Linked DNA regions of Homo sapiens: all the other regions are linked to region 1. The links are chromatin loops, found by intact Hi-C in ENCODE. Cell type or tissue: chondrocyte. All regions are shown on one strand.

Region 1 (4,000 bases):
ACATACATCGGCTCTGTAGGGTAAAACATCCCCGCCTGTTTACCAAGAGATCAGATCCGAAAAGACAGTATGAAATGAGACCTCTGGGGAGACTGTCAACCCCAGGGGTAAAACAAAAATTCTGATCAGAAACTGAGTTTCCCAAAGAAGGGGCTAAATGTTTTCCAACACTTTCGGGGCTCAGGGAAGATGACTCTGTAAGGACACTGAGAATCTTCCTCGCGTGCCACGGGGAGGAGGACTGGGGGCGTTTGAGGGGCTCAGCGCACCAGAGGAGTGAGGTGGAGGAGGGCGTTCCCGCGTCCTCCTCTTCAATCCAGAGCAGCTCAACGACGTGGCTCCCTTTCTATGTATCCCTCAAAGCCTTCGCGTCGGATTAAAGGTGTTCTTGATCCTTCTTTACCAACCACGGTGCGGGCCAGGCGTGATGAGGGATGAGGGAGAGGAAACCTCAGTAGCAAAATTGTTCAGAGGACGTTCGGAGGGCGCGGGGAGCAGCCGGATGCACACCTAAAGTCTCGCAACACCCAACTCCTCCTCCGCAGGCAGTCCCTTAAGAGAATAGATAAAAAGGCCAAGCAAAGATCCTCTCCCCTCGGCCCCGGGGCACTGCCACATTCAGTCTAGGCATCCCCTTCTGCTAGACTCTCTACGTTTAGGCCCCAAGTTTCTGGGAGTGAAACGATGAGGGACGCCAAATAGGCGGAAGAAGCCCATTTGACCCAGGCTTATGGCAGCGAAGGGGAGGATGGGAAACTCCAAAAAGAATCTCCACTCTTGGTGGAAAAAGAAAGCTGTTTTCCCCACTCTGATCTCTCCCTAAAGCAAGGAGAGAGATGCAGAAACTAGCAGGAGAGCACTCAGTTGCAGCCAAAAACTTGGGACGTCCTGCCCTGGAGAATGCGGGGAGCGGCGCGAGGAGCTAAAGAATGGGCCGGCCCAGGCGGGTAGGAGGTCCGCTTTAGGGGAGCAGACAAAGGAGCCACTACTCCCTAAGCCTCACGCCTGGGCGCAAGGGTTGTGTCCACAGCAATATGTGTGTTGGCGCGCGCGGAGCGGGGTAGGGGAGGAGGGAATTGCCAGATAGAGAAGGCGGAGGTTACACCTTGAGCCAGAATCAGTATGACAAAAGAGAGCCGCCCAGGCCTCAACACTGACAGCAGGTTCCAGGTTCGGGTATAGAGAGGCCCCAGGGGAAGAACGGTCTGGCCTGGTTCTCCTCTGTTTCCTGCCCCCTCGTCCATCCCTTAGACTGGGCTTTCCAGGCCCCAGGATACACACACACACACACACACACACACACACACACACACACACACACACCACTCACACCTTCTCACATAGGATGTCTAGCCCTCTCGGCAGAGGATCAACTTTGTCCAGAGGTGGAGCAGAGTCCTTGGACAGAGGAAGAAAATGAAATGATAGTCCAACCCCCACTCTTTAAAGGTAGTTTCTCTCCCACTTTTTAATAGACGATTAAAGTGAGGCGAAAAGCGGGAAAGCAACACTTGTTCTCGATCATAGAGAGTTGGGAGGCAGCTGAGGCCAGACCCGAGGCCTCCTAGGGCGACACTCTCCTTCCCAAGCCCAGAAGAAGAGGTACCAACCCTGTGTCCAGCTGGCCGAGTCCCATTTGCTGGGCTGGACCCGTGGCCCCTTCCGTATTGCAGCGGCCGGCGGCGCAGCGAAACTGGTCCTCTGGGGGCCTCCGAGGGCCCCTGCTGGGAGAGTGGGGTCTGGTGGTCGGGAGGGATGAAGGGAGCAGGGGTGGGAGGGAGAGGGGAGCAGCTGCCCGCCCGCCCGCCCCAAGGAACCGAGGCTCGCAGGAGTCCTACCTCAAGGCGGCCAACAGGGGGCAGCCGGCACCGCACCGCGGGGAAGAAAAGGCCGCGGGGATGGCTCCGAGTTCTGCGCGCATAGTGCTAACCCCTTGAGCACCGGAGCGCACGGGGGAGGGGAGGAGAAGACAGGGGACTCTTGGGCCGGGCCTCCTGGGGAGGGTCTTCCGTTGAGAGGGTCGGGGGGTGGAGGAGACGAAGGCTACTACGTCCTGGACCCGAGAACAACTCCCCTACACACACAAACACACACGCACACACACGCAGCCAAGGATCCACACACTCGGACACACACACATTTGTCGGCCCGCGGTTCGCTGCGCACTCTCCGCATTGCCCCCTCGAAACTCCCCTGGCAGAGTCTGTCTAGAAACTAAATCTGGCTGGTTCGGCAGTGAATGTGCGAAGGTGGCTGGGGGGAGGGCAGGGGCTGAGGAGGTGCGACCTCACCGCAAGGCCCAAGTTACTTCCAAACAGCGAATTACCCATTTAAAGAGAGAAGAGAGAAAAGAGAGGCGAGAGAGGAGAAGGGGCCTCGATACCAGACAGGGATTAGAAAGTCAAACAGGGCCGTGGGGTCTCCAGACTTGAAGTTTTTTGTTGTTGTTTTTTTTAACTTTTTGGGGGGAAGAGGGGTTATTTGCTTCCAGGAAACATCTTAATTTCAATTCTAACCTTATTTTCTAAGAAACTTAAAATGGGAAAGACCAGAAAAATGGAAATAGGAATCGAAGCTTGGAGGACAGATAAGAAAAATTGTTTAGAAAATAAAAACTTATGTTGCAGGAAGAAACGTTAACTTTTCGTAAAAGTGAACTCTCAGTGACCCTCGGAGTGTGTGATTCGGCTTTAACATACAACTGACAATTAAAACAAACAAGAGTTCGCAAACTGGCCCCCGCCTGCTCTCCCAAAGCGGAGGCCCAAGTGTTTTCTAAAGGACAAGGCGGACTCCGCTCAGGGGGCCGGGGAGCGCTGTCCCGGAGTACGGGATTACAGCCACTACCACCACAACTCCCCGCCCCCACCACTGCTGCAAAGTGCCTGAGCTCACCCAGTGGCGGCTAATAATGCTAATAACGCGACCCCGCTCCCCGCGCCGGGGTGCGCGCTGGCCCCCCGCCAGGCACTCTTAAAGGCAAAGGGGCCTGAAGCGCTCGAGTTACTCGGCCAAGGCAAGCCTACAATCTGGCCTCCGTCGGTGCGGGGGGGTGTCGGGGAAGGTGTACGCCGCTCTGGAGTAGTTGGCCCCTAGTTCCTCTGCGGGTTCTCTCAACCAAGGAGTCCCTTTCCCCATCCCGAGCCCCGGCCACACACCGTCCCGGTGCCCGCGCAGTGGGCGCTTGGTAAATATTTGTTGAATTGAATCATTATCCTGTTACTGAAATATACATAGTAAATTACACTCGATGTTCTCAGAGCAAAAGGAAAGTCGTCAGTGAACCGCACTCAGTTTGTCTACTATCGCTCTTCCCCACTTTTTCTCAAAAATCAAAATTGTTTGCAGAACGGGTGGTGCGACCAGAAGTGATCTCCTGGGACACTGAGGCAGTGCGCCCGGCGTGGAGGGCGAAGGGGTAGGGGTTCCTGCCAGCGACGCTGGAGTTCCAGCTTCTTCAGGCGGTTGGGGAAATGGAGGGATAGGAAGAGGCGAAGGGAACTCAGTTAACTTCCAACAGGGGGTGGGGGGAAGTAAAGAAAAAAAGTGGCAGCGCACTGAACACCTACCTTCATGGCGAGGGGGAGGGGGCGCGGGGAGGAAGTCGCCACCCGAGCGAGCGCAGCCGAGGAATCCGAGCGGAGCGACCGGGTTAAGCCTGGGGGGACGGTCAGGAGCAGGGCTGCGGAGTCCTCCGGCGCGCGTCCGGCGGGCGCAGTGAACCGGAGCTGAAGCGGGCACTGGCGCCCGGGCCTGGACTCCCGAGTTGGGGCAGAGCTGGGATGCGCCCAGGAATGGAGGGGGCGCGGACGCGCGCGAGCCGGCAGCAAGGGCAGGGCCTGGTCGGGGCGCAACTAGGGAGCCGCCGGTCCGGCGAGGGCGCGCAGGCAACTGTTCCACGGAGAGGCGCTCCGTTTCCAACGTCCATCAGCGACGGCGGTAATTAGGGCTTTCCAACCCCAAATGTGGGCGTGATTGTGCAAAAGACCTTACGACAAAT
Region 2 (4,000 bases), 240 kb after region 1:
CTTGGCCTCCCAAAGTGTTGGGATTACAGGTGTGAGCCACCGCACCCAGCTAACAGGGTTCTTTGAAGACAATGTTTGCTCATTCTGTTCTATTTGTTTTTCTTCACAGATAAATGAGTACCTGGCTCCCAAAAAAGCAGAAGAGGGGACCCTATGTTTGAACACTGCCACTCAAGTTCTTTCTTCCTTGGTCAGTGAACAAGTCATGTAGATCCTAGTTTATGTTGAGAGATTGTCACCAGAGATGGTATGGGACCACCATTCCTTGAAGCACAGTGCTACCCTGTGGGGAAGAATAAGATAGCCCCATCTTTCCACCTCACAACTAAGATCAGCATCTTGTACATTTCTTTAATCCTTAGGGGTTTTAAAGACCTTGCCCCAGAGAAGATGCTTCAAGATAATGCTTCTCTGTGAGTTAGGTAGGAAACAATGTACCCATTTTATAGGAAGGTAAGTTGACCTGCTCAGCATCATACAACTAGTGAGTGGAGGTGAGTCAATGAGCAATCTTTGGAGCTTTCCTTCTTCACTGTTGCCTTTGAAATCTAGAATCCCCCAATATTTCCTGATGGGGAAAATGGCAATTGTATCTTGATGGGAAAGCAAATGGGCAGAGTGCTGCCTTTACGTGCAGATTAGCTGAGTGTGTGTCCTGGCCCAACCACTTATCAGCTCTGTGACTTGGTTTCCCCATCTGCAAAGTGGGCATAATGATGGTACTGCCTCTTCAAGTTTTTGTGGGGACTATAATAAAACAAAGGCACAACACTGTGCCTAGTATACCATTTCTTGAAGAAGTGTTAGCTGTGTTAATGTTCTACTGAACAATGCATCTTCTCTACTCAACTGTAGGCTCTGCAAAAGCGAATCCTGCCAATTGCCTGTGCATCCTCAAAGGCCTTGTCATAGATCAAGTACTTAACGTACTATGTGTGAATGCACTGGAATAATCTCAGACAATCAAAACTACAAGGGCTTAGAGGTCTGTTAGCTTCTCTCTTTTACTTTACAGATGGGGGAACTGAGCCTGTGAGAGAGAAGCAAAATGAGCTGCCCAAGGTTTCTCAGTGCATTGGGACCAGAGCTGGGCTAGAACTCTTGGGTCCATTCTCAGACCCTGAACCTTCTACTGCCTGCCAGGGCTCCCCTGGGGAGGTGGGTTGCCTTGCTTTGTTTAAACTTTTAACATTACACTTTAAGGTGGCCTTTGCATCAGACATCTCAGCGAGCATTAGACCCCCAAACCAGGAAGACTGACAACAGAAACTCTGCCTGGCTTTGTGATCCACATACCTCCTTCCTACCCCAGCACCCTAAGTGGCTTCATCACACCCAAGGTGGCCCAGAGCCACCTTTCTGGTTGGCTTCTGAGCTGTGTTTGTAATTCTAGGAGTGCTGGGCCATGAGAAAGAGGAAATAAGCCAGCTGCAAGATAATCAGTTAATTGTAGTTTCTGGGGCGTAAGAACAGCCTTGGATTTAGACCTTCTGAGTTGCCATTCTTGTGGGTTTTCACTGTTTTCTGGGATGACCACCTCTCTATCTGATCTAAAGTTATAGTCTTTTTGCCCAATTCCATTCCCAGGCTGTGTCAAAGATCATTTGAATGAAGATTTTTTGGTTGTGCCCAACGGGGTCATGTCTCAGTGGCTATATCAGGGCAGAGATAAGAGAATGGGGTTGGGTTGTTGTATGCATATTAAAAAAAAATAATAATGTCATCTAAACACTAGTGTTGTGGGGTTCTGGCTCCCCCACCTTGTCAACTTAGCAACTGCACGTGGGGAGCTGGCCCAGAGGAACAGATTCCAACTTTCCTGGCTGCAGTTTGTCCTCACTGAGGTCTCCCCTCCATGCACAGGGCTTCCACATGGCTCACCCCCCACTTGGCTGGAAAACTCTAGTGCTTTCCCGGGCAGGGTATCTGTGGAACACCCTATTCAAAATCAGCTCCCCAAATCCCTCATAGAGCATCATCTTTGGTTTTTCCCATAGTATTTATTATCGTGCAACATGCCCTACATTTGATGTCTTTATTTTGTTTCTTGTTTCTTCACTGGAATAGTTGGGGCAGGGAATTGTCTGTTTTGTTCACTGTTGTGTCTCCGGTGTCCAGATAGTATCTGGAACGTAGTACATGCTCAACAAATATTTGCTGGATAAACTGCCTACTTCTTTCCATGCCCACCTAAGTTTTGAAAATCTCTCTCTGCCTCTTGTTGTCTCTGTTTACTGATCACTTGCACTTCCTGTAGTAGGATTCTGCCCCAAATCTATGAGTGGCATGTTTTCAGAATGTAGCCTGAAAAATTTAACACGAACAGTTGACATTTATTTAAATATTTACGAATGTCAAGTCCACTGTAGGAGACGGCCATTTCTTAATGCTCTAAAATCTTAAAACTACCCACAAGTCTAATAATTCAACTCTTGGGCATTAATCCTAAAGAAAATAACATAAAAAATAAAAGACTTATGTACTAAGATGTTCATCACAGTGTGATTATAAAAGTGAAAAGCTAGAAACAAATCAAAATCCCCAAAACAGAATGGTAAAATTAATGACTGCAAAATGATGGAAATCATAAACCAAGAAATATGTTTTCGAAGGCTTTTAAGGACATGGGAAAATGCACAAAATATTAAATGTTTAAAAGGCTAAACAAACTTTATTATGTAGTATGTCATGTCTTTGTTCAAATATATATGTAGACAATGGAATGTAGGAAACTATAAATCTTAGTGACAGTTATTTCTGAGTAGTGGGATTATGGGTAACTTTAGTTTTTTATTTACATTTTTTGAAGTTTCTATTATGAGCAAATATTATTTCTATGATAAAAGATGTATCTCTATGCTTTCAACTATGGAAAAGCTCATTTACATAGAAAGAATGCTACAAAATCAAATCCTTATTACCTTTTAATCTAGTGCATTATTAAGGGGTAACATTGAAAAAAAACAATAAACAAGGGAGATTCTGGAACTTTTAGTGTGTTGCAGAGAATCAAAAGAAGAAAGTGACATCTTCCCCAAAAGAATATAAAGTTGAGAAAGATTAAAGGCAAACTACTGGAAATTTTAAATTCCAAGTCTGATAAATGTCTTCCTGTAATCATGAGAGGAGAGGGTGAAAAATCCTTTTCCTTAATTTTCAGGAAAAAAATCCTGATACTATTATTTGAAAAAGCTGAAAAAGAAGAAGTTCTGAAGCCAGGAAAGGACAGACCTGGTGTGCACCACAATGGTGATCAATGACAAAATCAATATCACTTTAACACAGCTTTTCAAGGGGCAGTATGAAGCAAAAAGGAAGTGAAAAGGGGCTTTTCTTTCATTTTGAAATCCAGCATCAGGAGGACACAAGGGCAGGAAGTGGGATCTTTTTTCAATGTATTTGAAATGATAAGGTGAAGACAGGCTGAAAGGACTTTTAATTATATGATGAGAGGAAGGAACGGAGGGAGAGAGAGAAAGGGACCAGGAAAAACCTGGTTTTATATGTTAAATGATGAAAAAGAAAATGTAAAACTAAAGAGAAAAAGGCTTTCCAACAGATACCTTGAGAATGAAACACAAAGGCTGCAGGAGGTAAGTGCCAACATTTCTTGCAAGAAAACCAAAATGACAGCACACTTGATTGAGCCTGCAGCCTTCTCCCCTAGTGGCAACCGGTGATGTCTGGTGATGCAGGAAGAGATAAGTCGCCCTTCCCAGCCTGCACATGGTGGCCTCAGGTCATGGCGGGAGCCAGCAGGGGCCAGGCGAGAAGGGTCAGGAGGGGTGGGGAGTGGTTGCTCAGGGTCACAGAATAAAGCCTTCTTTATTCTGCTTTTTAGCCTCAAGTTTACAGGGGCTAAGACCTAACTGAAGTATTGCACCAATTCAGGGATAGCTCCTGGGAAGAGCATGGAAAAGCTTCAATGTGAGTCCCATTTGGGCTCTGGTTCCACCCCTTACCAGCTGTGGCATCTCTGCATAGTTCCTGAACCCAAGTT
Region 3 (4,000 bases), 1.0 Mb after region 1:
ATCTAGTGGTGTTAAATATAAAACGGAAAGGAATAAAAATTTAAAAGGATACAGACACAGGGAATAGTAATATTCCCTGCCTCAATATTTTGGTTTACACAGTTCCTTTTTATCTTTTTAAAAGTATAAATAGTACATGCCTATTGTATGATACAAATGTGTACCAAACAGTGAAAAGGCCCTCCACTTTCCCCTGGTAGATCAGTCTTTCAATAAAACCTAATGTTAATACTTTAGTGTATGGCCTTCTAGATTCTTCTGTGCATACATCTACAAATGTATTTGCCTCAATAGATTATACTATGCATACCATTCTCTGCCCTATATTTTTTAATCCAACAAAATATTGTGGATATGTTTCCTTGCCTATTCATATAAATCAATGTTCTGAATGACTGCATAGTAATTGCTGAACCACAACTTATCTCCTACTGATAACATTTACATTGGTTCTAATTTTTTTACCATAACATCAGTGGTATAATTTCTGCATGATTGTAATAAAAAGATGCTTCATATTTATTTATACTTCTTTAAGTTAAATTTCTAACATAGTTTTGCCGGGTCAAAAAGAATACCCAGGTCAGACACAGTGGCTCACACCTGTAATCTCAGCACTTTGGGAGACAGAGGTGAGAGGATCACTTGAGCCCAGGAGTTTGAGACCAGCCTGGGCAACATGGCAAGACCCCATATCTTAAAAAAAAAAAAAATGGCTGGGTGTGGTGGCACATGCCTGTAGTCCCAGCTGCTTGGGAAACTGAGATGGGAGGATTCCTTGAACCCAGGAGGTCAAGGCTGCAGTGAGCTGTGATTGCACCACTGCACTCCAGCCTGGGTGACAAAGTGAGGCTCTGTATTAAAAAAAAAAAAACAAGAATACCTATTGATATTTTGATAGATTCTGCCAAATTGCCCTCTAAAAGGTTGCAACAATTAAAACCCTCAGGAGTAATATACATCCATACTTATTTGCCCAATCCTTCAGAAAATTTGGGCAACGTAGATAATTTTCATTTTTATAGATTTCTTATTTTTACATTTGAATGTATAATCTTTTATAAAATAGTAAGATGAAGAGATGAAGGGCCTTGCTATTGTTTACAAACTATGTGACAACAGACTTTAAAGTTTAGGTTTTTTAAGTTAATTCAGGCAATAAATCTTTAAAACAAAAAAAAAAATCTCAGGCCAGGTGCAGTGGATCATGCCTGTAATCCCAGCACTTTGGGAGGCTGAGGAAGGAGGATCACTTGAGGCCAGTAGTTTGAGGCCAGCCTGGGAAACACAGTGAGACCCCATTTCTATAAAAAAGATTTTAAAGATTAGCCAAGTATGGTGATGCATGCCTGTAGTCTTAGCCACCCAGGAGGCTGAGGCAGGAGGATAGCTTGAGCCTAGGAGTTGGAGGCTGCAGTAAACTGTGATTGTGCTACTGGACTCCAGCCTGGGTGACAGAGTGGGACCTTGTATCTTAAAAAAAAGAAGTTAAAAACAAACAATAAAAAACATATTATCTTCTCTTCCTAGACCACATCCTTTCGCAACCATTTGAGAACTAGGTAAAAATTATCAGTCTCTATTGCTAGCTGAAGCTTTCACCTTGACTGGGCTTCCACCATCACCAGGTTTGATTGCAAAGTGTCATTTCTTTTCTTGGGTGAGAAGCATATCAAAATACTATCACTTGCTTACCCTGCCCCGACATGCTAGGTTTGATTCATGTTGGAATAATAGAAAGGACTAAAGAATTCAGAGCAGTTCTGTACTCTCGCCTGACACCTAACACCAATCGGTTTCCAGCCCACAGAGCTGTGCAGTGGAATCTCCAAGGCACATTCTAGATTCCCTAGTGTCACTCCAGTGAGCAACCTTTCTACACACTTCAGCACCTGGACAGCTCTCTTGGCACCACCTCTAGAGGGCATGGTAAGCCGCTTTGTTGAGCCCTCTAGTGGTTGCTTTAGTTATTGCACAACTGTTTTTAAAATTTCAGGTGTACCTCGGAGATATTGCAGGTTGGGTTCCAGACAACCACAGTAAAGCTAGTATCAGAATAGCTCTGGTTCTGCAGTGCATATAAAAGTTATATTTGCACTGTACTGTAGTCTATTAAGCGTGCAATAACATTAGGTCAAAAAACAATGTACTGACTTGGCAAAGTGGCTCACACCTGTAATTCCAGCACTTTGGGAGACAAGGGTGGGAGGATCACTTGAGCCCAGGACTTTGACACTACTCTGGGCAACACAGTGAGAACTCATTTCTTTAAAAAAAAAAAAAAGATTAAAAATTAGCTGGACATGGTGCTGTGCATTTGTAGTCCCAGCTGCTCAGGAGGCTGAGGTAGGGGGATCACTTGAGCCTGGGAGATTGAGGCTGCAGTGAGCTATGATCATGCCACTGCATTCCTTCCTGGGCAACAGAGTGAGACCTTGTCTCCGGAAAAATGTACATACCTTAATTTAAAATATTTTATTGCTAAAAAATTGCTAATGATCATCTGAGCCTTTAGCAAGTCATAATATCTTTGCTGGTGAAGGTTCTTGCCTCAGTGTGGATGGCTGCTGACAGATCAGGGTGGGGGTTGCTGAAAGTTGGAGTGGCTGTGGAAATTTCTTTAAAAAAGACAACAATGAACTTTGTTGCATTGATTGATTTTTCCTTTCATGAAAGATTTATCTGTAGCATGTGATGCTGTTTGATAGCATTTTACCTACAGTAAACTTCTTTCAAAATTAAAGTTAATCCCCTCCAACCCTGCTGCTGCTTTATCAAATAAGTTTATGTAACATTCTAAATCCTTTTGTTGTCACTGCAACAATGTTCACAGCATCTTTGCCAGGAGTAGATTCCATCTCAAGAAACAAGTTTTTTTGCTCATCCATAAGAATCAACTCCTAAACCATTCAAGTTTTATCATGAGATTGCAGCAATTCAGTCAGACCTTCAGGCTCCACTTCTAATTCTAGTTCTCTTGCTAATTCCACCACATCTGCAATAACTTCCTCCATGGAAGTCTTAAACCCCTCAATGTCATTCACGAGGGCTGGAGTGAACTTCTTTCGAATTCCTGTTCATGTTGCTATTTTGGCCTCCTTCCATGAATCATAAATGTTCTTAATGACATCTAGAATCCTTTCCAGAGGATTTTCCATTTATTTTGCCCAGATCCATTGGAGAAATCATTATCTATGGCAACTATAGCTTTATGGAATGGATTTCTACAAATAATAAGGTTTGAAAGTCAAAATTACTCCTGGATCCATGGGCTACAGAATGGATATTGTATTATTAGCAGGCAGGAAAACATTAATCCCTTTGTACGTCTCTGTTGGGATTCACTCAGGATGGTGGCAGAAATATTAAAGGGAAATATTAGGGAAAGTTATAGGGAATAGTCACAAACCTCTCTGGAAGGCTGAAAGGTTACATAGCTTGTAATAATTGAACAGGCTGAAGGCTGCCGGTTCTTACCTTAGAGCATTAAGTCATAGGTTAAATACTAGGGACAATAGAGGCTTCCCCAGTTAAGTCTGTTTACCCTACCTCCATTAACTAACCTTTGAGCCAGATGGCCCTGGGGGGGTGGCGGGAGAGGTCTACCAGGAAAATTGCCCCCAATGGTATTTACTTTAGACCACAGTACCTGAGCTTTAATCATTCGTAGAACTACTCTCTTAACCATGTTAATTATCCACAAGTGTGTTGACTCAAAGCTTCCATTGTTAATTCTACACTAAATAAATGCCTGGAGTGCGAACCGTTCAGGGCAACACCTGCCATTCTTTACAGGACTCTTCTTGGAGTCTGTGAGTGGCCTCGGACCCTCAGCTGGACTGGCAAAGCAGAATATCTGTGTGTCAGTGTATGTTTATTCATCCGTCACCAAATCAGGGGTCTGCAGGAACAGACCCTCTGCAGCTAGTGCTCCCAAGAAAGGAGCGCTGCCTCACATCTCCATCACAGCTCATGGGTAACCAGATGCTTTGTGAATGAG
Region 4 (4,000 bases), 320 kb before region 1:
TAAGCTATTGCAACAGCCTCTTGATTGCTGATGATGACAGCAATGGCTAATATTTATAAGACTGTACCATGCCGAGGAACAGTGCTGAGCAGCCTGTGCACATCCACAGTCCTGTGAGTGAACCACTGCTGTGAGCCCTTCTTTCTAGTGGGGAGACTGTGGTCCAGAGGGTGAAATGTTTTTCTCAGGTCACACCATGTGCACAAAGTATAGCCATGACTCAAATACATTTCAGAGTCAATGCCTGAGCTTCTATTCCCAAGGCATATTGTCTCCCAATATAAATAACAAAATCCGAATCTTTCAGCCTGACCATCAAAACTCTGCAGAATATGGTCTTCTCCAACCTCCTCAACTTTATCTTCCAGTTTATTCCTTTAGTCTACTCTAGGCTACTACTGTTGCAAAAGATGATCCCTTTATCTACATTGTTTACCTCCTCTTCACATCGACATTTGAGGTTCATCTCAAAACACATATCCTCCAAGAAGACTTCACAGATATTCCCACTCAGAATCAGTCTCTCCCCATGTGCCTTGCATGTAGTTTGTTTCGGCACTGGAGCAATGATTTGCTGCATGGTAGTTACTTGAGTGTACATATATTCATCTCACCTGTTCATGTCTTGAATACAGGGCCCATGTGTTACACCTCTCTGTTATATTCATGCCCCCACCTCCCCACCATGCCAGTAGTGCCTGGCATGTGACGAGCCTTCAATACATTTTGGTAGAACTGAAGAGCAAGCTTGGGTATGGTTGGGGGTTGGATTATTAATAGTGTTTCCAAGTGGGAAGTGAGACTGTCACCCTGGCCAGTCTATTCCTGAGTTACCACAGATCCCAAAAGGTCTTTAGGCTTAATCATTCACAGAACACAGCCGGTATTAGGAGCAAGGCTCTCTTCCAATTAATAACTGAAGTCCAGTGTTCAACTTCCACAAAGCATTTACTCTATAATTGGTATTAATTCCTTCAGAAGTAATTTCCACTGTTCTTCAGCTCCCATCACCAACTAAACTTGAGTATCAATGGTGGTAAAAATAACAACGACAAAAGCTAACATTTACCAAACTTTACATTTATAAATCTCCATTTGATCTTCGAAACCACTTAATGCAGTAGAGACTACTATCATTCCCTTTTTCTGAATGAAAAGATTGAGGTTCAGAGGGGCTGAGGAACTTCCCAAGATCACTAAGCCAATAGGAAGTGATGAAGCCGGATGCAATCTGACACCCACACTCTTAACCACTGAGCCTCACCATCTCTCTAGAGGCCTGAAGTTAATAAATTTCAGTTTCCTCTCCTCTCCCCACATGACCAGAAGACTTGAGACACAGAAGCCTTGGTGCAGTGCTGCTGAGTGTTACCCCCCCCCCGCTTTGTTTTTGCTTGCCTGTGCACGGCCAGTTTTACAGCCGGGCTGCTTATGTGAAGACGTCCACTCACATCCTGGTCATCATTAATCCCCTCATTAAGCAACCCATGAGGAAGAAGCAGTGGGAACGGCCGTGGCTCTGCACAGGTTGGGCTCTGTTGGAGATGGGACGTGAAATCTTTGCACGCCACTGGCCATGAGTCATTGGAAGACTGAGCTGTGTCCCAGAGAGGATGACAGGAAACCGCAGGCTCTGGCTTCACTCTTGCGGTGACAGTCTTTGAGAGGCTGGATGACCATGGTGGTTCAGCTGTTCCCCGATGGCTGCCTCCCTACCAGTGCTGGGCTGTGTTTTTCTTGGCCAGTTGGAATGTGGAATGCTTCCTAGCTCAGTCAGTGCTGTGGAAGGAGACAAATCTACTTCCCAAGTCTCCACCCCCCTGCTCCAGCTACTACAATCATTTTGTACAACTCCTTCCTGCTGTTTGGAGACATATTTATGGGCAGTTGGGACACAGGGACTCTTCTCCTTGGCAACAGCTTCCCACCAAGCCAAGCAAACTTTGAAGTGGTCTTGGTTCCTGAGTGAGCAGAACATCTATCGTCCAGCAACATATGCCCTTTTGTTTGGCTCCCAGTTTCATGACCTCTGTGATATAAGATGGGACCTTCAACAACAAGCCCAAACAGGAGTCTCTCATTCTTGTGTTGACAAAACTTCTTTCTTGATTCATTTCTGTCCCACTTCATGCATGGATCACACTCACCATCTGAAAAATCTAGTATTCTGCCTTTTTCATTAAGAAAAAGAAAAGGTTTCATCATGCATTTAGCTGTTAGTATGTACATTGCACTGTGTGATGCCCAAAGAAGGGCAAAACACAGCCCTGATCATCTAGAACCTAGGGGAGACTTAAACAAATATGTGAAAAGCTGGAGAGAATTGCATTACTGTAAGAATGGCTGGAGTTTGGCCTTTAACCAAGTCCTGAATACAAGTCTTGTTTCTGCTGCTGAATAACTGGATGTCTCCTTATTCGCATCCATAAAACAGATGAACAAGCACCTCTGCCTCTCAGGGTTGCTTGTGAAGACTAAATGAGACAATGTCCTATCAAGCACTTGTCAGAGTCTCTCACATGTAATTAACACTCCGTACGTGGAAGCTGTGATTACTTCTCATATTTAGGATGTGGGGGTATGTACAGGGCATTGTCTACTTTATAAATGTCTCTTCTTCCAAAATGGAACTGGACAAAGTCAAGACAGAAAACAGTTTCAGATATCCATTCAAAGCAAGGATAGGTACTTAGCACTGAAGCAAAATCTTTGCTGAGATATCTATAGGAATTGGTAAATGTAAATCATTCAGGGGGTCTTTTTAAAACGTGGCCTGAGTTTATCCCCTTTTGGGTCAAAGACAGATGTCAGAAAGCTTCTTCTTTACCCAGCTTTGCAACCTCCCATCTGCCTTCAATTAGGCAAGCGGTCAGCCTCTCCACATTTAGGGTACACCAAGGCAAGGCCCTGAGTTACACTCTTGTCGCAAACCCACTAGGAATGACTTCACAGCTGGACACGGTTTGTCCCACAGAAATTCCAGACACAACATTGCCCAAAGCATTTAGGCCTTGCAGACCACGACATTATATTTTAACATGTCACTCATAATCCTGATTCTTCCTCTCTCCCTATCTGGAAACTCACGTTTGCCTCTCAGATTGCATCCTCTATGCTTTGAAAACACTGAGTGATAACCACACTGACTCATCTGTTCTGAGAGGAGGCTTGCTCTGGCCAGGCCAATTTGAACTCTGAGCCACAGGCCCTGACTTCTGAACCTTCTCTAATGAGTCTGTTTTGTGCCTTACATATTTTTACCCAAAGATAAGATCTGTTCTCATTTTCTCTAGATCTATTTATGCATCCCTAATAAGCAAGTTGTTATAAAAAAGCAAGTTTAGATGTAGTCTAAACACTTGAATGTGTAGCAGCTGCAAGATTACCTGTTTGAAGTCTGTTGATGAGACTTCTCCCAGGGAGGACATAGCAAAGGGAAAGGCATTCAAATCATGAGAAGAACATAGAGGTGGGGTTTTTGGTTTTAGTTTTGGTTTTATTCCAAGCCAAAAGACTAAGCTCAGAGAGCATAATATCTCCATTCCTCAAGGTCATGGCCAGGCCCAGATGTTTTTTGCTTTGTCCAACATTTGTAGGCTCCTCATTTCTGGCAGTAGGTGCATACAGTATAGACTTGACTTCCTTTGAATTTCCTGCCATTAATAAGGCCCAGGGTCAATATAAAATATGTATTGAATATCTAGTCACATTTTTTCAGGCAGCATTAAAATTCTTCTCTATGGAACATAATGTTTGATGTACTTGGAAAAGGCTACTTTGTTTTATAATATGTACCTCTGAGGAAGTCAAATATTTTTATTCCTTGATTCCTTCCCTCCCTCCCTTCCTTCCTTTCTTCCTTCCTTCCTTCCTTCCTTCCTTCTTTCCTTCTACTCTTCTATCCTTTCATCTATTCATTCATTTCTCCATTAACACATTTTTTCACATTTATGTCAAGTATCTACTGTGGGCCAAGCAGTGAGCTAAGTATTAGAGATAA
Region 5 (4,000 bases), 630 kb before region 1:
GAAACTCTGCCTATTCTAGCCATGTAGGTTCACCCCTACGCCATCTAGACTTCCGCAGACAAACTGTCATGGAGGCCAGTGGGTGGAAAGCAGTAGCCACACTAGGTGAACCTGAGCACTTAGGTCATCTAAATCAGAATGTTTTGATGCCAAAGCCATTTCTGTTGTTCTGGAAAACTCAGATGAACTCTTGAACGAGTTTAAGTTTTCCTAACCCAAGAGTCCTCGCACCTCCGCTGGAATTTAATATTGCTGTTTCCACCACCAGCTCTCCACAGCCTGGGTTCCAGGATGGCACTCGCCTTTCCCTGTGTCACTCTGGACTGTCCTTGCCCCATTCCAAACATGGATTCTGCTTCTTTGTTCTTGTGGATTCCTGGGCAGTGCACGTTTGTTAGTGGTTATAGATGGGTCCTCATGAAAGGTTATTAAATCCATGGATTGATACATGGACATGCTAATCAGTGTAAATGTTCTCACACTTTAGTCCTCTTGTATGGAACTAAGTGGACATCCCCCATGGACACATGTGAATATGTGTTAAATGCTAACTAGACAGTGCACATCAAACATCAGTTTAAATAAGGGTTTAAAAAGGTAGGAGCACTTCTAGAATCCAGCTGACTTAGTTCAAGCAATAGGCCATAGGAAGAGATTCTGTATAATTCCAAAGAATTTAGATGTGAAAGTCAAATGGAATTTTTCTTAACTATGCAATTCCGCAACTGAGGAAATAGCAGGTCCTTTCGTCCGTTCCTCAGAAACCGCAAGCTCCTTCCTGCTCCAAATTCTCATGCTCAACTCTTCTTTACCTGAAATCTTGTCCCAGGTACACCTTTTACTGGCATTTTCTCATCCTCCACTTCTTAGCTCAGATGTCACCTCAGAGAAGCATCGCTGCGCCCACCCAGAGAAGCCATACTCCTCCATCACTCTCCATCACATCCCCTGCTTTAGTTTTCTTGAATCACCACTCTTGGAAAACGTCTATTGTTTAACTTCTCCCCTGTGGTCCTTTGTGAATAGCTGGGAGTTTGCTACTACACAGAGCGGGTAGTCAGTAAATATTTGGTGAATGATCTGCAGGATGTTTGAGTGATGCTGATGGTTGGATATCTGAGTACCAGTTTCTTACAATAAATGAGAAGAGCAGGTGACACACGTTCATTCACCAAACATTTGTTGAGTCCTTGCTACGTCGGGTGCAGAAACAGAAATGTGGTTGGTTAAGCTCCCTTTTCTTTTCATCCCTCCCTATCCCCTCCTGCTTGCCTGCAAGCATTCATCAGATGTCCTTAAGTCCAGCACTATGCTATTTAATGGAGACATAGAAGCAGGTAGAAGGAGGTCTCTGCCCACAAGAAGCTCATCACACAAAGCAAGGGTTCCCTGGTGGTAAGAGGGACCAAGAAGAACTATGGGCTCACAGACAAAGTCTCTGCTTTTCCTTAGAGGAAGGGTGCCCTGAGATGCAGAAGGGCTTCCCAGAGGAGGTGGGGGAGGACTGCACTCAGCAGATACTCTACAGTCTCCCCAGGATCACTGACCTCAGGCCTGACTTCTCTGTCTCATCTCAGGACCATGCATTCTGCCGGCCACAGCCTATGGGGGTGGGGGGATGGGGAGTTGGGCCTAGCATTGTTCACGGAACTTTCGGTGGTCCCCAAATGCAGGGATCTGTTGCCAGCCTCCTGGACCCCCGCTCTCAGGCTGCTGCTGAACTGAAAGAGACTGTCCAGTAGGTGGCGCGCGGGCACCGCCGAGTACCCGGTCCCCATGCAGAGCCAGCCCCTGCCAGTGCACATTCTCAGAACAGAGCCCGGGCGACTGCAACCTAGGCCTGGTCTGAGTCCATTTCGTTTAGTTTCAAAGAAAGAATTAACAGAGGCTTAGTAAGTGTATCTGCTCAGAGGAGAGCGTTCTCTGAGAAAAAATAAACAAGACTGTGTGACCCCACGTAGCGAGCCTGTTCTTTTGGAAATACATCATTTGGTTTGAAAAAAAGAAAGAAAAAGAAAACAGAGCCTTGTGTGCTTTCTTCCTGACGGAATTGGTGAGGGCACCGTCCTCACTGCCTGGTCTGGGCACGAGTGGACAGATTGCAGCGTTGAGGGGAGGGCTTACAACTCAAGTCAGTGGGTGCCTGGGTTTCTGTTGGGTGGGAGCTACGCCCTTTCTGCAAACCTTGAGAACCCACAGCTCCTGTGACTGGGTGTGTGCTTGGACACTCAAGGGATTGATGGGGTCTGGAATCAATCCCACAGGTATTTTTTTTATTATGGACAGTGTGCTTATGAATCCCCTTTGGGTGCCAGGCGCCGCAGCACCCAGGCTACCAGGAATCACAACACTGCCCTCACCACGGGTCTCGGGCCAGGCCTTGTGCTGAGAGCCCTGGGTGCCTTGCCTGGGTCAGTTCTCATTGCCTCGTGCGTGGAGTGCTCACCACAGAGGGGTTGACTGTGTGTGAAGATTCTCTATATATAATGATTTAAAAAATTAAATTAATAAATAACTACATATTTGAAGGGCAAAAAAGATATTCCCTGATGCTTAGGCCAAGGAATGTGTCAAGCAAAAAGTAAATTCGGGTCAGTCTTCAGAAGAAAAACCAAGAAGACAGCTATAGATAATTACCCACCTCTGTGAGCCCATAGTTCTTCTGGGTCCCTCTTGCCAGCAAGGAACCCCTGCTTTGTAGGACAGTGTATTTTCTTCATAAAATTAAGCTTATTCAACTGAAAGAATGTTCTTTAATCCTGAAGCTGTGTCCTCAGGTTATTTGACAAAATGCCAGGTTGGGCTGCAGAGCCTCTGTCAGCCTCTCCAGACAGCATCCCCCTGGCCCTAGGATGCCCACCTGTATGGAACACAGCAGTGACCCCTCTGATCTGGGCTGCGACTCTGGGTCTGCTGAGTGGGGGACACTCACAGGAAATGGAGAGAGGGGAGGGGAGTCAGGCTGTGTGTTCACCCGTGTCCTCTGGGACTGGCTGCACCCCCTCTAAAGCTTCATAAGCCTACTAGTCTCCGGGCTCCGGCACCTGCTTCTCCCTCTGACCCTTCATGCAGATGGGTGGGTGCGCCCCACTGTTTCTAACTTCAGGGTGCTGCACCATTTCCTGTCATTTCCTACACCCTGCCCAGGCCTTTCCAAGAGCCTCTTTACTAAATCCTCCTTAATTTGCCAGCTCATGTATACCACGTGCTTCCTGCTGTGGCCCTGAGTGATACGAAGGTGAGAATACATGGAAGGTTTGTCTTTTATAGTCATTACTCTGCCAGGAAAGAAAGAGAGAAAGAAGAAAGGAAATATGGAAGAATGCAAAGAAAAGTGAAGGAGGGAGAGAGGAAGGAAGAAAGAGATGGAGGGAAGGAAAAAGAAAAAGGAAGAATGAGAGACCCTCTGTCCTTTATTGATTGATTCATTCATTATTTATCTATCTCCCATTGTAGTGGGAGTGGAGAATTTCCATATTCCCTTCCAATAAGCTCCCCCTTCTGCTCAAGTGATTAAGAATTGTTATCTGTTGCTGGCAACCAGAGCAGCCTGACTGATCCAACCATGAATCCCAAAGTCTGGGAACCACTGCTGGGTGTGGCTCTGACCCCTGCTCTCAAGGAGCTCACAGTCTGACACCACCTCCTGCTGCCCTGTCACCCCTCCTTTGTAAAACTTTAGTCCTCTCAGCCTCCCCTTCCCCCACAGAGGGGTCTGTCCCCATTCCTCAAGTCTTCTTGCATGGACCTTTGAGTCTGGGCTCCCCACGACATTGTAGAAATATCATGACACATCTGCTCCTCTGTGCTGCAAGTAGCATGAAGACACTGATGAGACTGTGTTTTGTTCAGCTTTGTATATCCAGGGCCTGGTGAGGTACTTGGCAAAGGAGGTGGAATGACAAATAAATGACGAGAGAAAACCCATGTGTAGGAAATCGAGCACACAATGAAACAATATGTTATCAAGCACCACGGTTGAGAGTACTGACAAGAAGGA
Region 6 (4,000 bases), 560 kb after region 1:
ATTTCCACTCTACCGTTGAGTCCTTCCAGTGAGGTTTTCCACTTCTTAAATGAACTTGTAATCACTCATTCAATCAATTTTATGATAATTGCTTTACAGCTTTTGTCAGATAATTCTATTATCTGATTCATGTCAGCTGTCTTTTTCTCATCAAAATTGTGATTTTTCTTGTATGACAGGTTTCTTGGTATAATGGGTTATTTTCTTGGTATGACAGGTGATTTTCTATTGTATCTTGGACATTTTAGATATATGTTTAAGAGGTGGGGTTTTTTTCCTATTTACATTCTATGTATATCTTTTACCTAATAGGAAGTCATCTGTTTTGGTTTAGCATAGTAGTTCAGTCTGACCAAAGGAGTGGAAGAGTCTCCTCCCCGGGTCACTGATATCACTGCTAGGGGCAGAGAGGCTCTACCAGCAGTTTGGGGCTGGTGATAGATTGAGCTACCCTGGCTCTGCTGATGAAGCTGCTGTAGGCATCCTGCGCTCACCACTTCTGGCAGATGTAAGACAGGAAAATGGGTTGGCTTACTGAGGGCTTGGCTGGCAACATTTCTGGGCAGACTGGGCCATTACTAAATCCCAGTTGGGCTTCTCCTGTTCCACTCCTTTGGCCAGAGAAAGCAGGCATTCCCTTCCCCTTTCTTCCTTCCTTCCACCTTTCCTCTCTCACTTTCTCCTTCTTCCTTTCCCTCTTTCATTCCTTCCCTCCACCAATTCTTGCTGGCAATTCAGGGCTGCAGGGCTCTCCAGTGCCCAGTAAGATATATATGGGAGATGGGAAGAAAAGTCAGGAAACTCACCATGATGCCGTTCTTCAAGTCCTCAGGTCCCTAGCCAATCCACTTTCTTCTTTACTACCTGTCAAAGTCCTTTTATGATTGCCTGTCGTACTATTTTCAGGTACTCAATTGTATTTGGAGGGAAGGAACAAGTATTAGTGACTTTATGACACCCTGTTGCAGAAATGGAAGCCACTAAATACTTTTTAAAAACAGATTATTTTTCACTTACTCTTTGAAAATACCATCAATGATTTAAAGTGAAAAGAAGCAAAGTAACTTGATTAAGGTGACCCAGCAAATTAGCGGCAAAGTGAGGTTCACACTCAGACAGACTCAAGAAGCCCCAGCTCCTGCTTCAGGCTCCACACAACTACCCCAGGAGTCTTTTAGAGAAGGAACTCTCAGCCCCCTTCCTGCACCTGCACATATAGTTATACATTCCCACGAGATGAAGGAGGGAAAAGAACTAGTTTCTAACTGGGGAATTTAGTTGTTTGCAAAACCTGATCTTCCATTTCAGATTCATTCCCAAATGACATAAAGCTACATGGGAAATAAATTCAAACACATTCAAGCCAACTCACTGTGTTGGTAAATATTCTGTTGGCTGAAATGCCAAACACAAAGCGAAGAAGAGGAGCTTCCTAATACCACTAAGATCTGCATTCCTATCGTGGGGCTGGCACATAGGAGGTTCTCAGTAAATATTCCTCAACTGAAAACAAAGTGAACCAGCCGTTTAAAACACTGGATAAGGCTTGGCTCATATACCTCCTACCAAACAGTGTCCCTGAGAACAACCAACCACATCATGACACCCTGTGGAATATTTGAGATACTGCACTATACAAGCTCTACCAAAGCCCAAATTCAAATGGACGGGTGAAAGCAGAAAATAAGACCGCTCCCCAAAGTGCATAATCAATGTTTAAAGGTCTAGAATGCTCTTTTATCGTCAGCAGTCTGACTTCAATGAATAAGGTACTCTAAAATAAAAGTAGCGGCTTCCCAATTCTCGGTGCTTAACTGAATTTCAGATCATTTATACAATTCATTTTCTCTTAAAACTAATTTTAAAATGTGGTCGAAACCCCTAACCAAGACAACATGTTTCCAAATGGTAAGGAATTTTGTGTAATTTTTCCTTTAGACATAAAATGAACAGGCAGCAAATTTAAAACATCCCCAAATTGTCCTAAAACGGAACATCCTGAAAAAGTCCAATGATGGAATGGCAGGCAAAATCCAAAGGAGCTTCTAGAAATATTTTATGATTTCAAAATATTAATAAGTGATTACTGTAGGCAAGATCTTCATGGTTTGCTAACCGTGGCTAAACGTATTGAGAGGATGGCAGAGCGGCCAAGAGGTCTGGAGCCCGCAAAATGAAAAAAACTCCTAATATAGTGTAAAGTCATTTCTGCTGGATATCGTGATAGTCAGAAAGAAGATTTATTTTTGTTTGTTTTCCATATAAAAACCTGAAGACCTATCAAATTTAGTATGTAAAATATTCTAGTTTTTCAACATTTTGTACTCCCCAAATAAAATAAAAAGCAGAGTGTACACAAGGGGATCATTGTGTGTGGCAAAAGTACATTTGCACACATTGAACAGAAAATGATTAAGAATTTTTTATGGCACTAATTTTATTGGAAAGTCATAGCTATATATGTTATATAGCGTTGGGATCAAGTTTCAACCATGCATATACCTTTCATTTGTAATGGACTTCTTTATTTATTCAAATAGTGTCTGACATCAGAAAAATTGGACTGCTTATCGGAAACACAAGACACTCAGAAAAAAAAAGAGGAATTAAAAAGGAAGCAATAGGACAAGTAAAAAAAAATCTTTTAAAATCTTTAAACTCTCATGAAAACCACATGCAAATGACTGATTCTGAGAAATATATCACAGATCTTCCACAGATTTTCGTTAATACATTTTCTTTTAATACTCATACGTTCATTTTCTACCCTCTAACTCTATTCTAAACTTATAAGTTAGTTGACAAGATAGTACCTGCCTTTCATGGTTGCTTTGTTACTGTTTAATTCCTCATCTACAATTCAATTGCAACTAACTTTAAAATTCAAACACATCATCTAATCTTTGACTATTTAAATAATGTATATTTTAGTAATTAAGATTTGTCAGTAAGATCACTTAAAAAAAATCATTAAACTCTTCAGGATAAAAGTCTTTTCTTGTCCACACACTGTCAATAAACAAAGTGCTAATCTTGTCACTTTCTTGGCCACTGTCTCAGGAATGCTTCTTAAGTACTCAAAGGATTAAATTAAATCTCACCTGCAGACAGGCTTTACAATTCGGCTGAAAACCTAGTTCTCAAAGTAAAATTACTTTCATTATCTTAAGTTAAAACCAAATATTCTGTCCTCTGGGATTTGCAGGAAAAAGAACAGCATCAAAGAAAACAATTCACTTCAAGAGAGTTTGTTCTTCAAGACTCTGTCTGAAAGAATTATTTAAGGGAGAATTCGTTTTGGGAAACATTTTTTCAAGGTCATTCTAAGACAGCTATAAAACTGTGCTATTTAAATTACTTCAAGTTGATGCCTTTTCACAATTTTGACTGTGTTCTTGGGGTTTTAGGATTTTTTTTTCAAGAATTATTTATGTATAGTCCTTGTTTTGAATTCTAAATTTGGTTATGATCTTTTACTTTTTTAAGAGATTATGTAACTTTATGAGCTGAACATTTGAAACCTATGGAGGGAATAAAATGAAGAGATTTATTTCCTTTGAGTTCAAAAATGAAATAATAGAATAAACTAAATTTGAGATTAAAAGTATGTATTCATTTGGGGGGAAAATTGTAGCACTTCAGTACTCAAGAAACTATTTTCCAACTTAAAGTACTCTATCTATGCTCTTTAATTTAATTTAAGAAATAATAGGATAAAATACTCATATTGCAGAAAATTTCCTCTTAAGAAGAGATAGCATTTCAAAAAATCCCTCCACAATGTTGTTATAAGAGTCACCGGGGGCAGGATTAGGACGCGGTTCATTTTTGGACTCTTGCATCTACTTCCTAAATAAACAAATCCTAACTCTCGCTCCCCAAATCAAATACAAACCCAGAGGAAGGACAGGGAGATGAACTACCAGACTGAAAAATAGAAACATTATGTCAAAGCACCCTACATCGTTATTTGCAGACAATTTATTTTGTTATTGCTTAG
Region 7 (4,000 bases), 1.1 Mb before region 1:
TGGTTGGAGACAGCTGGTAGACACATTATTATTTTATTCTGAAGGCACAGGATATTTGCAAAGTTTACTTCAGGCACCAAACACTAATTTGAAATATATATATGTTTAAGAATGCCATAAAATAGCAGTAATTTTTATAGCTCTAAGTTATGTTGTTGTTCTTTAGCCTTCCGTCTTTGTTATAAACTGCACTTTAGAGATGTGTCATAATATTTGCCTTTCCACTCCTTTTAATGGGTTGGGATATTTTGGAATCAATTACACAGTGCTTTTGTTTCTCACATTAAATTTACCACCAGTTATTCCCTTAAATATTTTGAATACTGAAAATAATTTCTTAGGTGACATTAATTATGATGCACCTCCCTACTGAGCTATTCTTCCCTGGCAATATTAATGATAGTGTTTCAGCATTCCTGACTGGCTCTGTCATTAATCCTTCATAAATACCAGCCCCAATTAGTGTGCACAAGTGAAATCAGTTGAGCAGTGAAATGTGTGTGCCACAAATAGAGGATAGATGCTGTGTCTGTCCCTTGAGGAACAACTGAACTTGTCAGCTGTCAAATCTGAATTCTTAATAGTTCTTGTGTAAAAATGCATTCTTTGATTTTTTTTTTCATTTTACAAAGTAATTTGTAACCACAGTTGGTGGTGATGTCTGTTTGTAAAGTCTTATCCTTTGATTTCTTTGCATTCTGTTAAATCAGAAAATCCTTTCTAGATTCAAAGATAATATGCTGTTAATGTGTCTGCTTGTACTGTTTCTACCTTTGTGTCTTCCTTGACCCTTCCTTGTTTTTCTTTCTCTTCTCTCTCCTTCTCTCTTCCTTCCCTTCTTTCTCCCTCCCTTCCTCTCTCTTCTACCCACCATTCTTTCCTTTCTTTATGTTCTGCGTACCCTTTCTGTGTTTTGGACTGCATTACCAGAAGGCAGGAACGAGACTGTTTACTTGAGTATGTTTACTTGGGCGTGAACTGGGATGCCCTCTGCCTGGTCATTTGGTGTTGTAGAGTGCCAGAAAGCCCTGCACATGTAGGTTATCTGTGCGTATCTGTTGATGAATAAAATTTTTCATAAAACACAATTTTTGAAATGTGTTAACAGAGAGCAGTATTTAAATTAGCAAACATCTCGGACACATGTGCTTCTTCTCCTTGGGTCTCCCATCCAGAAAATGGCCGTTCATTTGGTTAAGATGTGCCGGGAGGGCCTCAGCATCATGCTTGGTGTGCACTCCCAGTTAGGGACCCAGGATTATTTATTTTCAAATTAAGATACTTTTAAAAATGAAAGAGGAGGTATTGATGATTACTCGGACAAGAGCTGGAAGCCAGAACTACCCTAGGCAAATGGTAGGATCTCCAGATACAATATAGGACACACAGTTAAATCTTAAATGTAAATTTAACTGTGCCTCCTGTATTTTTATTTGCTGAATCTGGCAACCTTATTTGTAGTCATAAACACATGAGCCATGCTCCCTGCCAGTGCGGAGCGTCTAGTCTAGTAAGCATAACTCCAGGTTACTGTCCTCAGGCACTATGCTGATGATCTAACATGTCACAACAGGATTCACAGGTTAATAACATCCCCAAGGTCAGACAGGTAGGACATGGTATGGGGAACAAGGGATCAGGACCTGGACCAGAAATCCAGCTGCCTACAAAGCCCTTGTTTTCTCTGTGATACCCTCCTCCCTGACCAGCATTGTGGCAGCAAGGAGCTTCTTTTGCGGGCTTTTAAGAGATTCTGCAGGGAAGTTAAGAGCCCTCAACATGATTTCTCCACTGCTAGATTTTCCAGGCAGCAGGAGGCAACCAGCTGTTTTCACTGTATCAAACCCAAAACATGTCAGGCAGAAAAAATGTCAAGTCATTTTGAAAAATGTCTGAAGCATAATGTGCTTGACAGGGGTGAAATAGCATTGGCCATAGTCACGTAATTACTACCTCAGTGTTTGTTTACCATGCAGCCCTTTCTTCTTCCACTTGAATTAAATCAATCTGAGCAACAATGTGGCTTTATAAAACCCAGGGCTCGGCTGCACACAACAGTTAGACTTTCTCAGGTTCTTCGTAAGCGTGAAACTTGCCAGGTTGACTAAGCAACTTAACAGTTTCTTCCATGTTCATATCTTTAGACTAAACTCAGACAGACTTATTGAATTAAAGTAAATGAAGGTCACCTATTTTTTTCTGCAAACAATAAATGTTAAGATAGGATGAGGCACTGGGGGCCGAGATCTGATTTGAATTTAAGCTGCAGCCAGACACCATAATGTGACCATCCACTAGATGTCGCTGATGATTCGCACCAGTGCAGCTGCAAGTCCATTTATGGATGTTAAAAAAAGTCTTTAAAAATGTTGGGCCAGAGTTAAAAAATCTGGAACTTTGATATATTTCTTTTTTTTTTTTTCACCTTTTACTTTTAAATATCTTCTTTGTGTCCACCCAAATGGGCCTTATTTCTGCTATCAACGATCTCTTTCTACCTTTCAAAATTTAGCAAAAAACAAATTAAAGAGGGTAACAAAAATCTGCCTTATTTAAACCATCTCACTCTTTGTGTATGTTGCCTTTCTTCCAATATTTTTGTGAAACTCCTCAGATGTCATTTCCTTGATGCATTGGGTTAGTCTGTATTAACATAATTTATCTAGTTACTGTAGTGTTCCTACATCCGATGAAGTTGATTTTCCTTTTTACAGATTTATGCTTGATTTATTGTGAGGAAGGAAAAATCTGTCTTACCATTGGGGCTTTGCCCTTGACACTAGTAGAGATCAGATGCCTGTTGTAGCCCAAGGAGGGTGAATCTTTGGTCAGCCCTTATGGCTTAAAGACCCAAGCTGGTGGGATGTACCTGGAGGAAGATGCGATGGTTTGGGATGGGGATTATAAAGCCAGCCCTCTCTGGTATATGGAATAAATTCTCAGTTGGGCAACAACAAAAGCAGAAAGACTGGCAGCTGCTATAGATTTCCACTCTTAATGAGCTACATTTTTTTCCCCCAGAGCATGGCTAATATGGGATAGGATCCTCAAATTTAAAAAAGGAATGTTAAAAGGGAGCAAGATTAGCTTTAATCAACTAAAAAAAAATCATAAAACTAAATTGCAGAAAAACTTGAGACCCATGGAAAGTTCTCTTGTAAATATTATAATGGCAAGCAGTTTTTTTCCTTTCCTTTCCATTTCTTTTCTCCTTGTTTCCTTTATTTCTTTCTTTCTTCTCTCGTAATTTTCAAATGGCAAACCACCTGATTTGGGGAGGAGGGACTGGGTAGGTGAGTGTGTCTGTGATTGTGAATTTCGGCTAGATCCTGTTTTCACAGGAGAATGCTGGTATTTGTAGTACCCTCTTTAAGAGTGGTCATAAGCTTCTCAGCTGTGGCTGAGGAGCCGTTCAGTGAGAGTTGAAAAGACTGGTAGATTTCCTAGGGGTTATATCATGATGGTGCTCTGTAGACAACTGGACTGCGAATAGCACTTTGCCAGACTCTACTCAAGTCCCATGCCTACCCTTGGTACCCAGCAATATGAAGCCCCCTAAAATGTGAAGTACTTGTCTTTTGCCACAGATTTTTCTCGGATGTTGGAATAGCATTCACTTGAGGTAATTTCTGTTTCATTTTATTTTTGAGGTAATTTTTAAATAGCCTTCTATGGATTTCATTATACTGCAGAAAATTTAACATCCGTGAAATAAGAATAACGTAATCATAAGAGGGTTAGATTTCCCAGTCATTGGGAAGAAAAGGCTCTAATTCCCTGATGATAATCTGACAATCTGTTTAGAGCAATAGGGAATGAATGCCCTATAAATGTGTACTTGACTATATTGGAGATGGAAATTGGAAAAAATGCAGCATCAAAACACAAAACACTTTCTGAGTTCCACCATAGTATGAATTAATCATATTTAATGCTAATTATGTCCTTGCTGCGCAACTACTTTCTATGTAAATTGTGGGAAAATGTGAAAACATTTACA

What was found. Peaks named below come from ENCODE experiments on the same cell type or tissue, not always from the same donor. Only the 100,000 strongest peaks of a DNase experiment are listed, where the experiment ranks them.
Region 2: a loop joins it to region 1, with 5 times the contacts of the local background. A loop is called at or near these places in 47 of 110 quality-filtered maps.
Region 3: it touches region 1 in a loop (21-fold over the local background); 6 of 110 quality-filtered maps call a loop at or near these places.
Region 4: a loop joins it to region 1, with 5 times the contacts of the local background. A loop is called at or near these places in 2 of 110 quality-filtered maps.
Region 5: it touches region 1 in a loop (3-fold over the local background); 25 of 110 quality-filtered maps call a loop at or near these places.
Region 6: a loop joins it to region 1, with 6 times the contacts of the local background. A loop is called at or near these places in 51 of 110 quality-filtered maps.
Region 7: a loop joins it to region 1, with 4 times the contacts of the local background. A loop is called at or near these places in 3 of 110 quality-filtered maps.

The regions. Positions count from the first base shown.
Region 1 is chr3:55,483,411-55,487,410 of GRCh38, forward strand. WNT5A (Wnt family member 5A) reads right to left here and starts at 3,896. Exons shown (of 5, transcript NM_003392.7): 1 at 3,570-3,896. The coding sequence starts at 3,575. In chondrocyte, CTCF peaks have their summits at 1,856 (motif pointing right) and 2,063; DNase peaks (open chromatin) are centred at 1,027, 1,916, 3,082, 3,799 and 1 weaker place.
Region 2 is chr3:55,720,534-55,724,533 of GRCh38, forward strand. The region is part of intron 15 of ERC2 (ELKS/RAB6-interacting/CAST family member 2); the gene reads right to left. Among named protein-coding and RNA genes, the nearest start is that of ERC2-IT1, 63 kb to the left of the region's middle. In chondrocyte, CTCF peaks have their summits at 303, 1,758 and 1,957; no DNase peak of the experiment used is centred here.
Region 3 is chr3:56,492,957-56,496,956 of GRCh38, forward strand. No RefSeq gene overlaps it. Among named protein-coding and RNA genes, the nearest start is that of ERC2, 26 kb to the left of the region's middle. In chondrocyte, CTCF peaks have their summits at 1,966 (motif pointing left) and 2,166; no DNase peak of the experiment used is centred here.
Region 4 is chr3:55,159,091-55,163,090 of GRCh38, forward strand. The region is part of intron 2 of LOC124906243 (a long non-coding RNA gene); the gene reads right to left. Among named protein-coding and RNA genes, the nearest start is that of LINC02017, 17 kb to the right of the region's middle. RefSeq lists an enhancer at 1,083-2,282. In chondrocyte, no CTCF peak of the experiment used is centred here; a DNase peak (open chromatin) is centred at 1,644.
Region 5 is chr3:54,852,260-54,856,259 of GRCh38, forward strand. All of the region lies in intron 17 of CACNA2D3 (calcium voltage-gated channel auxiliary subunit alpha2delta 3), which reads left to right. Among named protein-coding and RNA genes, the nearest start is that of CACNA2D3-AS1, 47 kb to the right of the region's middle. In chondrocyte, a CTCF peak has its summit at 1,725 (motif pointing right); a DNase peak (open chromatin) is centred at 1,742.
Region 6 is chr3:56,040,934-56,044,933 of GRCh38, forward strand. The region is part of intron 7 of ERC2 (ELKS/RAB6-interacting/CAST family member 2); the gene reads right to left. Among named protein-coding and RNA genes, the nearest start is that of MIR3938, 190 kb to the left of the region's middle. In chondrocyte, CTCF peaks have their summits at 1,617 and 1,824; no DNase peak of the experiment used is centred here.
Region 7 is chr3:54,426,172-54,430,171 of GRCh38, forward strand. All of the region lies in intron 4 of CACNA2D3 (calcium voltage-gated channel auxiliary subunit alpha2delta 3), which reads left to right. Among named protein-coding and RNA genes, the nearest start is that of ESRG, 210 kb to the right of the region's middle. In chondrocyte, CTCF peaks have their summits at 2,289 (motif pointing right) and 2,499; no DNase peak of the experiment used is centred here.